Linked DNA regions of Homo sapiens: region 2 is linked to region 1. A link is a contact called in ENCODE Hi-C data. All regions are on one chromosome and are shown on one strand. Each heading gives the region's core, a stretch centred on a gene start or an enhancer-like site at or near the end of the contact. The rest is flanking DNA. Distances are from core to core; before and after follow the strand shown. Region 1 holds the start of EEF2K (eukaryotic elongation factor 2 kinase). Region 2 holds the start of SMG1 (SMG1 nonsense mediated mRNA decay associated PI3K related kinase).

The links. Hi-C counts contacts between places; a loop is a spot of excess contacts on that map. Pooled maps may share reads with other maps.
Region 2: a loop to region 1 is called in a pooled map, with 7 times the contacts of the local background. The contact joins the promoter of SMG1 here to the promoter of EEF2K in region 1. A Hi-C loop is called at or near these places in 3 of 168 maps with a recorded cell type or tissue (CD14-positive monocyte, CD8-positive, alpha-beta T cell and ascending aorta) and 11 of 50 pooled maps.

Annotation. Positions count from the first base shown.
Region 1 is chr16:22,204,181-22,209,913 of GRCh38, reverse strand. EEF2K (eukaryotic elongation factor 2 kinase) reads right to left here and starts at 3,636. Exons shown (of 18, transcript NM_013302.5): 1 at 3,235-3,636. RefSeq lists silencers at 3,136-3,405, 3,566-3,865.
Region 2 is chr16:18,924,157-18,929,889 of GRCh38, reverse strand. It overlaps SMG1 (SMG1 nonsense mediated mRNA decay associated PI3K related kinase), which reads left to right and starts at 3,482. Exons shown (of 63, transcript NM_015092.5): 1 at 3,482-3,940. The coding sequence starts at 3,849. It overlaps SMG1-DT (SMG1 divergent transcript), which reads right to left and starts at 3,703. Exons shown (of 2, transcript XR_001752094.2): 1 at 3,616-3,703. RefSeq lists enhancers at 2,389-3,002, 3,003-3,615 and silencers at 3,301-3,640, 3,671-4,260.

The sequences.
Region 1 (5,733 bases), core at 2,387-4,886:
GGCTGAGGCAGGAGGATCACTTGAGCCGAGGAGTTCCAGGCTGCAGTGAGCTGTGACTGTGCCACTGCACCGCAGCCTGGGTGACAGAGCAAGACCCTGTCTCAAAACAACAACAAAAAAGAAGCCTCCTTGCTTGTGCTCATCAGCCTTGGCTGCAAGAATTTGATCCAGCAACACTTTAAGGCCCAAGCCGCTTTCATCCCAGGTGGAGACAAGGTCATCGCTCTAACCACCTTCTAGGAGCCTTCTCAGTTCATCAGGGTAATAACCTGCAGCTTTCAGGTCAGCAGAACCAATCTCCCTCAACAAAAAACACTGATTCTTTTAAATTAGTTCAACCTGCCGCTATTACTTTGTCTATAGCCCTGATCATTCAGTTGTTCTGCTTCAGGTGTAAGAACTGGACCAGAAATAGTGAATCCCGGAGAACGAGCTTGAACAAGTCCAAGCTTCTGCTGTTCACCCTTGGCTTTCTTCACACAGCTCCCAGAGTCCCGGCAACCAGACGACAACCCTGCCAAAAACTGGACAAGACTGCTTTGGGGACTCTCCCCACAGCAAGATAACAACCCTAAAGACATCCTTCCCGGGTGGGCATGGTGGCTCATGCCTGTAATCCCAGCACTTTGGGAGGCGGGTGGATCACTTGAGGTCAGGAGTTTGAGACCAGCCTGGCCAACACAGTGAAATCCCATCTCTACTAAAAATACAAAAATTAGCTGGGCACGGTGGCATGTGCCTGTAGTCCCAGCTCATACTCAAGAGGCTGAGGCAGGAAAATCACTTGAATCTGGGAGGCAGAGGTTGCAGTGAGCTGAGATCACACTACTGCACTCCAGCCTGGGCAACAGAGCAAGACTCCATCTCAAAAACAACAAACACTCCCTCTGGCTTGTGGCTCTGCCCTCCTCTAGGCCTTCAAAGTCGCCTTGACTTGTCCAACAAATAAGGAAAGAGTGAGAGGTTTTTAGGGTCGAGGCTTGAAATGGACACACTCACATTTCATCAGCCAAAACTCAGCCGTGTGGCCCTACCGAATGGTAAGGAAGCCTAGGAAAATTCATCCAGGGAGCACCCCAGGAGGACGAGAACATGGGTACTGGTGACCCATAGCTTTCTCTGCCACATAATACAGTAAAATGTTTTAAAAGCAAATCAGAGATTTTTTTTTTTTTAAATAGAGACCGGGTTTCACCCCGTCAGCCAGGCTGGTCTTGAACTCCTGGGGTCAAGCAATCCTCCCGCCTCAGCACCCCCAAAGTGGCTGGGATTACAGGTGTGAGCTACCACACCCAGCCAGTGATATATCCGTAATCAGCCAAAAAGTACTGTACAGTTACAAAAAGCACAAGAAAAACAAATTGGTGGATCTTTTTTATTTTTTGAGACAGAGTCTCGCTTTGTTGCCCAGTCTAGAGTGCAGTGGTGCAATCTCAGCTCCCTGCAAACTATACCTCCTGGGTTCAAACGATTCTCGATTCTCCTGCCTCAGCCTCCCGAGTAGCTGGGATTACAGGCTCATGCCAACATGCCCAGCTAATTTTTGTATTTTTAGTAGAGATGGGGGCTCCCTATGTTGGCCAGGCTGGTCTCAAACTCCTGACCTCAAGTGATCCACCTTCCTCAGTCTCCCAAAGTACTGAGATTAAAGGCCTGAGCCACCACGCCCCTGGCCCAAAACACCGGTAGCTCTTGGAATGTACACCGATGATTATGTGTAAACTGTGACCACTTCAGTTCTGTCTTCTGGCCTCCCCATTCCCTGCAGAGGATAAGAACTTCGGACCCCACCCCCTTCTTTGAGAATGGGGGCTGAGAGGAGGGCGGACGCCAATCCCAGCCATGTTACACTGAAATTCATGTCCTTGAGAGGTTTTACTGTAGTTGTTGAATTAATAGCTGAACAAAGGAATGAACATCGGGTGCTGTGGAGGCCACACAGAAGGAAGACACCTGCATACGCCATCTCTGAACTCTACCTCCTTCCACCTGCCTCTTCCCCAGCTCAGCTTAAACAGCACTTGCTACAGGAAGCCTTCCCCCATAACCCTCTCCCCTTTACACACACAGTGGGCATTCTCAGCTCCCACCTGCTTGCTCTGTATTCCCATTTACTCCATCTCGCTTTTTAGAATCTGTTTATGTGACTGGCTTCCTCTTAGGGAGCTTCTGTGGGCCTGGGGATCACTCTGACCCTCGGTTTCCTCCTCGCTAAAAACATTAGGATAGACTACGTGACTCAATTCGCTGTGACTTCACAGCCTGTCCAGGGCCCTCAACCACAGGGCTCTTGGCCATCAGATGTCTCCCGGGGCCATAGACTATGACACTGTGTGCCAGGCACTGTTCCAAGCACCTGACATATACATACTCATCTACTCTTTCCAAGGATACTAAGTGGTAGATACTAATACTGTACCCATTTTACCGATGAGAAAACCGAGGGCCAGAGAGCATAAATGAGCTAGAATTCCAACCCAGGACTCCAGCCCTAGTGTTTCCTGCTTTCCTGGCTGAAGAAGCACCCACCACCGAGGTCCCAGAGGTCGGGCTCCCTGGGACCGTCCCCCTGGGCAGATCTCACTTCCCCATGCGGCCCATCTGTCACACTCAGGGCGCAGCTGGGCTGGTTCCCCGAAATCCCCCAGGCGCGCGCAAAAGGATCTAGGCCGGGGCTTACCCGGGAGGCCCCCACCCCCGCGCGGCCACCGGCTTATTAATGCCCAGCCCCTTGGCACACATGTCAGCAGCGCCTGCCAACAAACTCCCGCAGCCAACAATGCAGCAAGGGCGCGTCTATACAGTCCTGGAGGTTCCGGGAATTCGGGCTGACGCAGGCCTCTAGTTCAGGGGAAAGGTGGGGGATGCGGCTCTGAGCCCTGCAGGGGACAGGAAGGCAGCGATGCGCCCACACTCTAGGGGCCCCGAGGGGGGAGGCCCCCAAACTCTCTGTCACTTGCAGCCAGATCACCGCCCATTGCTTGCCAATTGCTTTCCATATCCACATCGCCTTTAATCCGCACAACTTCCCCATTTCTCCAAAGCAAGCACTTAGCCCCAGAGAGTTTAACAACCAGAGGAGAAGCGCCCCCACACTCTCCTTCCATGCCTTCTCCGGCCCCATTCCCAAGCCCAGACCCAGCACGCTCCAGACGCCAGCTGCACCCGGGCGCACAGGCCTGCAGCGCGGGCTCCCAGCCCCCCACAGCCTTGCCGGCCGCGGTCCACACCTACCTCCCTCGGGCAGACAGGCGCGGCAGCCGCTGCCCACGGCCGCGAGGGTCCAGAGGAGTTGGCAGAGGCTCGCGGCCCGGAGCTCCAGGGTGCAGGGCGGGCGGGCCCCCCGAGAGTGCCGGGGAGCGGAGAGCGGGGAGCGCTAGCTGGCGCTCCGGGCAAGCAGCTGGGGCCACGCGGGGTAGATGGACCGATCCCAGGGCGCGCGGGGCAGTCGGAGTGATCCCAGGAAGGGCGCAGGGGCCGTTGGGACGATCCCGGGATGTGGGAGCGCGTGCCAGGGGGGACTCGCGTGCAGGCGACAGCGAGCGGGACTCGGGTGGCTGCAGGGCCGGGAGTGCGGGCGCTCGATCCAGGAAGGAGGGGAGCTGAGGCTGAAGCTGGGGCTGGTCTAGGTTGAGCAGAAGCGGGCGGGCAGGGGCGGGGCTGGCCTGGCGGGCGCACGGCGTGGCGCTCACGTGGCCGCCCCCAGGTGGCCATCACAGCGCCTGCAGCCGCCTAGCGGGCCTCCTGGCTCCGGCGCTGGCTCCCAGCCCCAGGTGCAATGGTTAGCGCTAAGTCTTGGCTCCCCCTGCTGAGTACACAGTGTCCGGTTCTCCTGCTCAAGGCTGGCCTAGCATCCGGCAGCGAGGGGGCAATTCGAGGGAGTGACCAACTTCCGTCCTCTCCCGCCGCGCCTCGCCATTCTCGCCTGCTTCTCGCTTAGTTCCTGTATTCCTGTCCTTTCCAAAATCATTAGTGATCCAAGCCCATCGCTTGTTTGTATGTATCTCTATCCATAACCTTAAAATATTTTTTATCGGAAATACTTTGTTTTTCCTGATTTCTGCTTTGTAAAAACAGGCACGTATGACGATTGCAATTATTTGTGTAGTTTTAAAATTAGTATCTCCTTTAGTTATTCCTAACTCTTGACACAGGGCCTGGGTGGCACACAGTAGATGCTTAATAAATACCTGTGGCATGAGTGGTAGAGTGGCTAAGGTATAAAAAAGAAAACGAATTAAAACTAATAGCTACTGTGAACACTTTAATATTAGGTCCTTCCAGATACTTTGTTAGTGAAATTTTAGAAATTTCACACATTCTAGATAGAAAAGTAGTAACAATGACATGTTTTGAGGGATTTCTCTCATTCCATCTTCCCAGCACTTTGGGAGGCCGAGGCCGGCAGATCACCTGAGGTCAGGAGTTCGAGACCAGCCTGGCCAAAACGGTAAAACCCTGTCTTTAGTAAAAATACAAAAAAGCAGCCGGGCGCGCCTGTAGTCCCAGCTACTCTGGAGGCTGAGGCACGAGAATCGCTTGAACCCTGGAGGCAGAGGTTGCAGTGAGCCGAGATCGCGCCACTACACTCCAGCCTGGGTGAAGGAATGAGACTCCGTCGCAAAAAAACAAAAACAAAAAAATAAAAAAGAAAAAAGAACAAAACTGAGGCTTATAGAGATAATGACATGCCCCAGGTGAGGCAGCTAGAAAAGGCAGAGCCAGCAGTAAATCCAGACTTCTCTGATTTCAAAGTTCAGGCTCTCCAAAGAACTTTTTTCCTTATTTATAAACCCCAAAGAGAGTAAACTCCAGCTTTTGGCAAGACAAAATTGCACCTGGAATTCTGACCCTGGGGCCGTCAGGCAGGAAGGGAAGATCAAAGATGCTGAACTAGTCTGTCCAAGCCCAAAGCAAGATTGGAAAAAAAAAAAAGACGCTACTGCTTAAAGCTCTATGGCCCTTGGGCAAGTTATTTTACTTCTCTGAGCCTCTGTCATTTTTGTCTGCCCAGCAGGAGTGTCCTTCTTTGCATTAGCGTCTTGGTTAGTCTTCAGGGAACCAGTTCACCCTATTTCAGTTCAGGAAAATAGCCCTCCCCACTCCCCTGGCTCCAAAAATGGACACATGACCAGACCTGGCCAATTAGCATATTTCATCCCTTCAGCCTCATTGATTGGTTCAGGGATGAGCATGTGATCCAAGTTAGGCCAGTGAAATACTAATCTGGGCCTTTTATAGTAACCATAAAAAGAGAATGTCTCTTTTCCAGGGAGTTGAGCAGATAGGATGTAATAGTAGAGTTTCTGAGCATTAATTCTTATGGCAAATTTTATTAAGCTCCTATTGTGTGCCAAATATGGTGCTAGGAATTGGGGGAAACATTTGCCTTCAAGGAGATGTCTACTGCGGTAAAATAAAATTACTCAAGGCCGGGCAAGGTGGCTCACACATGTAATGTCAGAGCTTTGGGAGGCCAAGGCAGGAGGATCAATGGGGCCAGGAGTTCAAAACCATCCTGGGCAACATAGCAAGACCCCTGTCTCTAAAATAAAACATTAAAAAAAAAAAAAACCCAGGTATGGTGGTGTGTGCCTGTAGTCTCAGATACTCAGGAGGCTGAGGCAGGAGGATCCCTTGGGCCCAGCAGTTTGAAACTGCAGTGAGCTATGATCATGCAGTGCACTTCAGCCTGGGCAACAGAGTGAGACCCTGTCTGTAAAAATTAAATAA
Region 2 (5,733 bases), core at 2,233-4,732, 3.3 Mb after region 1:
GCTGGAGTGTAGTGGCACGATCTAGGCTCACTGCAACCTCCACCTCCTAGGCTTAAGTGATTCTCTCATCTCAGCCTCCCAAAGTGCTGGGATTACAGGCGTGAGCCACCATGCCCCACCTGAAGCAATTTCTCTGTTGTCTTTTTTTTTTTAACTTCTCTCATAGAAATAATTAACCCTCAAAAACACTCAGTGTTGACAAAGGGTGGTGTGAGGACACAGAAAGTATCAGACTATCATTGGCAGAAACTTCTGGAAAGCAACTTAACAGTCTGTATCCAAAGACTTAAAATCATTAACAGCCTTTTCCCCAATAACTCCACTTCTCGGAATCTATCCTAAGGAAATCTGCCACAGCCAGAGTGATTTTTTCCGTCCCCTTAAGAAATGGTCTCATCCTGTTGCCCAGGCTGGAGTGCAGCGGCACCATTATGGCTCACCACAGCCTGAAACTCGTGGGCTCAAGCGATTCTCCCACCTCAGCCTCCCAAGTAATTGGGATCACAGGCATGCCTCCATATCCATATGCCTAGATGGATAATATTTTGACCAATAAAGAAAAAGAGGGCCAGGCGCGGTGGCTCACGCCTGTAATCCCATCACTTTGGGAGGCCGAGGCGGGCGGATCACGAGGTCAGGAGATTGAGACCATCCTGCCTAACACGGTGAAACCCCGTCTCCACTAAAAATATAAAAAACAAAATTAGCCGGGCTTGGTGGCGGGCGCCTGTAATCCCAGCTACTCGGGAGGCTGAGGCGGGAGAATGGCTTGAACCCGGGAGGCAGAGCTTGCAGTGAGCCGAGACTGTGCCACTGCACTCTAGCCTGGGCAACAGAATGAGACTCCATCTCAAAAAATAATAAAAATAAAATAAAAAAATTAAAAAGAAAAAGAAAGGTAGTACCAGAGATTGTGTCCAGTTGCTCAAGCAATTTCTAACTTGTCTAATGTAAAAAAATTTTAAATTTTTACACAAAATTAGCCGGGCATGGTGGCATGTGCCTGTAATCTTAGCTACTTGGGAGGCTAAGGCAGGAGACTCGCTTGAACCTGGAAGGCAGAGGTTGCAGTGAGCTGAGATCGCACCATTGCACTCCAGCCTGGGCCACAAGAGTGAAACTGTGTCTGAAAAAAAATTTTAATAATTTTTGTAGAGATGGGGGTCTCACTATGTTGCTCAGGCTGGCCTATAACTCCCAGGCTCAAGGATCTTCCAGTCTCAGCCTCCCATCACTGGAATTACAGGCATGAATCACTTCACCTAAATGATTTTTTTTTTTTTGGAGACAGTCTTGCTCTGTCACCCAGGCTGGAGTTCAGTGGCATGATCTCGGCTCACTGCAACCTCTGGCTCCCGGGTTCAAGCAATCCTCATGCCTCAGCTTCCCCGAATAGCTGGGACTACAGGCGTGCGCCACCATGCCTGGCTAATTTTTGTATTTTTTTGTAGAGATGGGGTTTCACCATGTTTGTCAGGCTGGTCTCCTGACCTCAAATGATCCACCCACCTCGGCCTCCCAAAGTGCTGGGATTACAGGAGTCAGCCATCCATGGTGCCCCTCCTTTTCTTTTTCTTCTCCTCCCTCCCTCCCTCCCTACCCTCCGCAGCCCAGGCTGGAGTGCAGTGGCGGGATCATAGGTCACTGCAGCCTCCACCCGCTGGACTCAAGTCATCCTCCTGCCTCACCCTCCTGAGTTCCTGGGACCACAGGCACGCGCTACCACGCCAGCTAATTTTTGTAATTTTTGTAGTCCCCATCATTTAGAACTGGCAGGATCCTCCCTTAGTGAGGGATTGGTGGCCATAAGCAAGGAGCCCAAGGTGGAGGGGATATGCATGTGTGTGAAGGGGTCAACTCCTCGTAATCTTCAAGTACTTTTGGTAACAATATTTATTTGCACAAGCGATATATAAAGACGTTTTCTTTGCAACATAAAATGATAGGTTATGACTCCTTATGCAGATACGGTTTAGACACTCGTTTAAGGAGCATCCTGGCCCAACTTTTAAAAAACGTGTGTGCATTCACGTTATGCATCAGATGCTTTAGGGAACTTTTTTCCCTGGGGCATGGGACACGTCATGGGGTAGACGGTCGGGTACGTCTCCTCTACCCAGCTGCTGCTTTGTTTTTTTTTTCTTTTTGAGACAGAGTCTTGCTCTGTCGCCCACGCTGGAGTGCAGTGGAGCCATCTCTGCTCACTGTGAGCTCCGCTTCCCGGGTTCACGCCATTCTCCTGCCTCAGCCTCAGGAGTAGCTGGGACTACAGGCACCCGCCACCACGCCCGGCTAATTTTTTGTATTTTTAGTAGAGACGGGGTTTCACCGTGTTAGCCAGGATGGTCTCGATCTCCTGACCTCGTGATCCGCCCGCCTCGGCCTCCCAAAGTGCTGGGATTACAGACGTGATCCACCACGCCCGGCCTTCTCTCTTTCTTTTCTTTTTTCCTTTCCTTTCCTTTCCTTTCCTTCCTTCCTCCCTTCCTTCCTTCCTTTTTCTTCCCTCCCTCCTTTCTCTCTCTCTTTTATTTTTTTGAGACAGAGTTTCACTCTTGTTGTCCAGGCTGGACTGCAATGGTCTGATCTCGGCTCACTGCAACCTCGGCCTGCTGGGTTCAAGCGATTCCCCTGCCTCAGCCTCCCAAGTAGCTGGGATTACAGGCGCCCTCCACCATGCCCGGCTAATTTTTGTATTTTTAGTAGAGGCGGGGTTTCTCCATGTTGGCTAGGCTGGTCGGGAACTCCTCACCTCAGACGATCCGCCCACCTCGGCCTCCGAAAGTGCTGGGATTACAGGCGTGATCCACCGCGCCTAGCCCCCAGCTTCTTTCACCAGCAGAAGGCGGGCAAGCCTCAGGGTGAAAGGACTTCAAAGCACATTTCACATTGCAGAGGACAGGGTTTGGTGATCGTGGGTACTCCCTTCCCTTCCATCGTTTAGTTTTTTTCATTGTGAAGAAATGGTAAAAGGTGCCAGGACTCGATGGGCACATTTCAGGTGGAGGTTGGGAAGGTGGATATCCACCTCTCGATCTTACTATTTTCACTTTCCACCCCACCCCGTAGAAAGTGGGAAAACTGGCGCACGTGAATCCAAGGGCACGCCTGTGTGCGCGCGCACCGCAGGGCACCAGCCCCCACCCACACCGCAGGTCCTTGATTGGACGCCTGTTTACACCTGACTGCCCGGCCCTCCGGTGCTTTCCGGGAAGCGTTTGGGAGAAAAGTGTGTGGCCGCAGTAGTGGAGATCCCCTGTCTTAGGATTCGTCACCGCTACGCCCAGACCTCTTCGCCGCCCAAGGGCCTGGGGACGTGGGGGGCGGGGCGGCCTGCTATCGACCCCGCCTCTCTCGGCTCCGCCCCGCCGACAGGACCCGCCTCTCTCCCCAGGCCCGGCGGGCGCCAACCCCGCCCCTCGCTCCCAGCATGCCGTGCGACAGCGGCGGCGCGGCGGGCGGAGCCGGGAGGCGGGGAAGCAGTGGCCGTGTGAGCGTGAGGAGCTGCCGCCACCGCCTGCTCCTCGTCGTCCTCGTCCTCCGGGGCCCCGGCGACGTGGGCCGCGCACGGCCCTGGAAAAGACGTCGCCTCCCCTTCATCCGCCTCTCTCTCACCGCGCCGCTCCCGCCTCCTCGTCCTGCGCTGCGGGCTCAGGCGGAACCCGGAACGGCCGTCCTCTTCCCCCGCCCTCCGCCGCCTCCTCCTTCTCCTCCTCCTCCTCCTCCTCCTCCTTCTCGGCTTCCTCCTCAGCCCCGGGCCGGAGCGGGGTGTCGGCGGCGGCCGGTTCGGGCGGCGACTCGCGCTTCTTTGGGCGGCGGCGCTTGGCCATGTCGTGTCGGGGAAGGTAATGAGCCGCAGAGCCCCGGGGTCTCGGCTGAGCAGCGGCGGCGGCGGCGGCGGCACCAAGTATCCGCGGAGCTGGAATGACTGGCAACCCAGGTGGGTGACCGGCCCGGGACCCCGCCCCGACCTCCCGGGCTCCGCCTCGGGCGGGCCGAGGCCTAGGGCCGCGGGGCTGGGAGGCGCGGCCTAGGCCCTCCACCCCTCGGAGCCGGGCGCGGCTTCCTGGGTCTCCTCCGCCCCGGCTGGGGGAGGAAGGCCGCGGGGAGGCGAGGCCTAAGTGCCTCCCCTCCCTGCTTGTTCAGCCCGGGGCTGGAGCCGAGACCCGGGGCTCCCGGCGGTGGCACTGGCCTGGGGTCGGGACCAGGAGGTGAGAAAGAGGCGGGGGTGGGGGTGGGGGGCATTCCAGTTACAGCCTCCCCCTGACCCCGAGTTGGGAGATGCTGAGAGTCCAGGACCCTCCCTGTTACTCATTCACTTTCTCGGTTCCCCACTCTTTCAGCCGCCACGTGAGAGCTCTTCTAACCTCTGTTCCTTTCTGTGACCCCCACGTGTTAATATTGAAAAAAACAAAACAAAACTCCAGCTAAGGCATTGCTCTGACTCTAGGCAGAACATTCATTAGTGGAGCATGAGATGAGATTGTGTGACTGTTGATGGGATCGACCCACGCTGGTCTTGGGCGATGGAAGTTTTCCCTAAGTGCAAGGCCGGTTACTCTGGTGAATCGTAATTCATACCTGGACACTTGAGTGAACTCTTTGGGCACCCACTTAGAAGTCTAGAGAATTTCCTCATTTATGGAGGATTTGATCTCAGACCGTTTTGGGGCTTAGTGAGATTTGAATATATTAGGAACATTAACTTTTTAAATAAATGTAGTTTCCTGTCTTTTTGATCAATGGGAGGGCAGCTGTGCCTAATTTAGGACTGATTTATTCTAATCTCTCTTAATAAATGCTTGTATTCAGAGTCTGTTTGGAATTTAACCCAATGCTTAGAACTCCTTAAATATACAGAAATATATTTTAGGGGTAATTGATTCATGGAACTCTCCTACTTTGGAGCACAATTGTTATAATTGTCCAGAAACTGGCCAAATAATGTAGAACGCGCAAGTTGTTGGGAAGCCCTTTTGTTTCCTGATAGTTACATGTAATTCCAGCAGTATTTGGAAATAATTTGCTAAGATGTTAGAATGTAACATTTGAAGACTCGTTAGAAAAATCAATAAAATTATCTTTGGCTAATAGGTGGTACACATCTTAGTCTATTTAATATGCCTTTCCAAATACTGTGTCTGTTGAGAATTGGTGTATATAACTAGATGACTTTAATAATTAGTGCCTGAGTCTAGAATTGAGATGTTTAGTCGTAAAAAAAAAAATATTGTTCGATAAACAGCGTTGACTTGTCTTGTACCACTTAAGAGTTTGTGAGTGCTTTAAATAAAATTAGTTGATTAAGTATTTTTTTCTATGATTGACATGCTTAGTTTTGCCTTTTTATTGAAATGTGTGAAATTTGATTTTCTGGCATCTAACAAATTAGGTGGTAAATAAATGACAATGGATTTTCTATTATTTTTCAGTATTGTGATCAGTATAAGTATATAAGAGAATTTAGTAACCTTTTAGAAGAATAAAGTGCCCTTCCCAAATAGTCCTACAGCTTTTGGAAAAGTGTAAATTGTAGTTGGTAGTTCTAAATAAATAGAGAAGAGTCGCAGCCACGTGCTAGGGCCAGCTGACTTCATTGCTGACAGGTATGAAGCCAAATGGCTTATGTAGTTATGGAATATGTACATGAGCTATTAATAAATATTATCCATGTTGTTTCTTTCAAGTGCTTTATTTCTTGGCTCTGGGGAGGGGCGATGGGGGAAGGGAGGA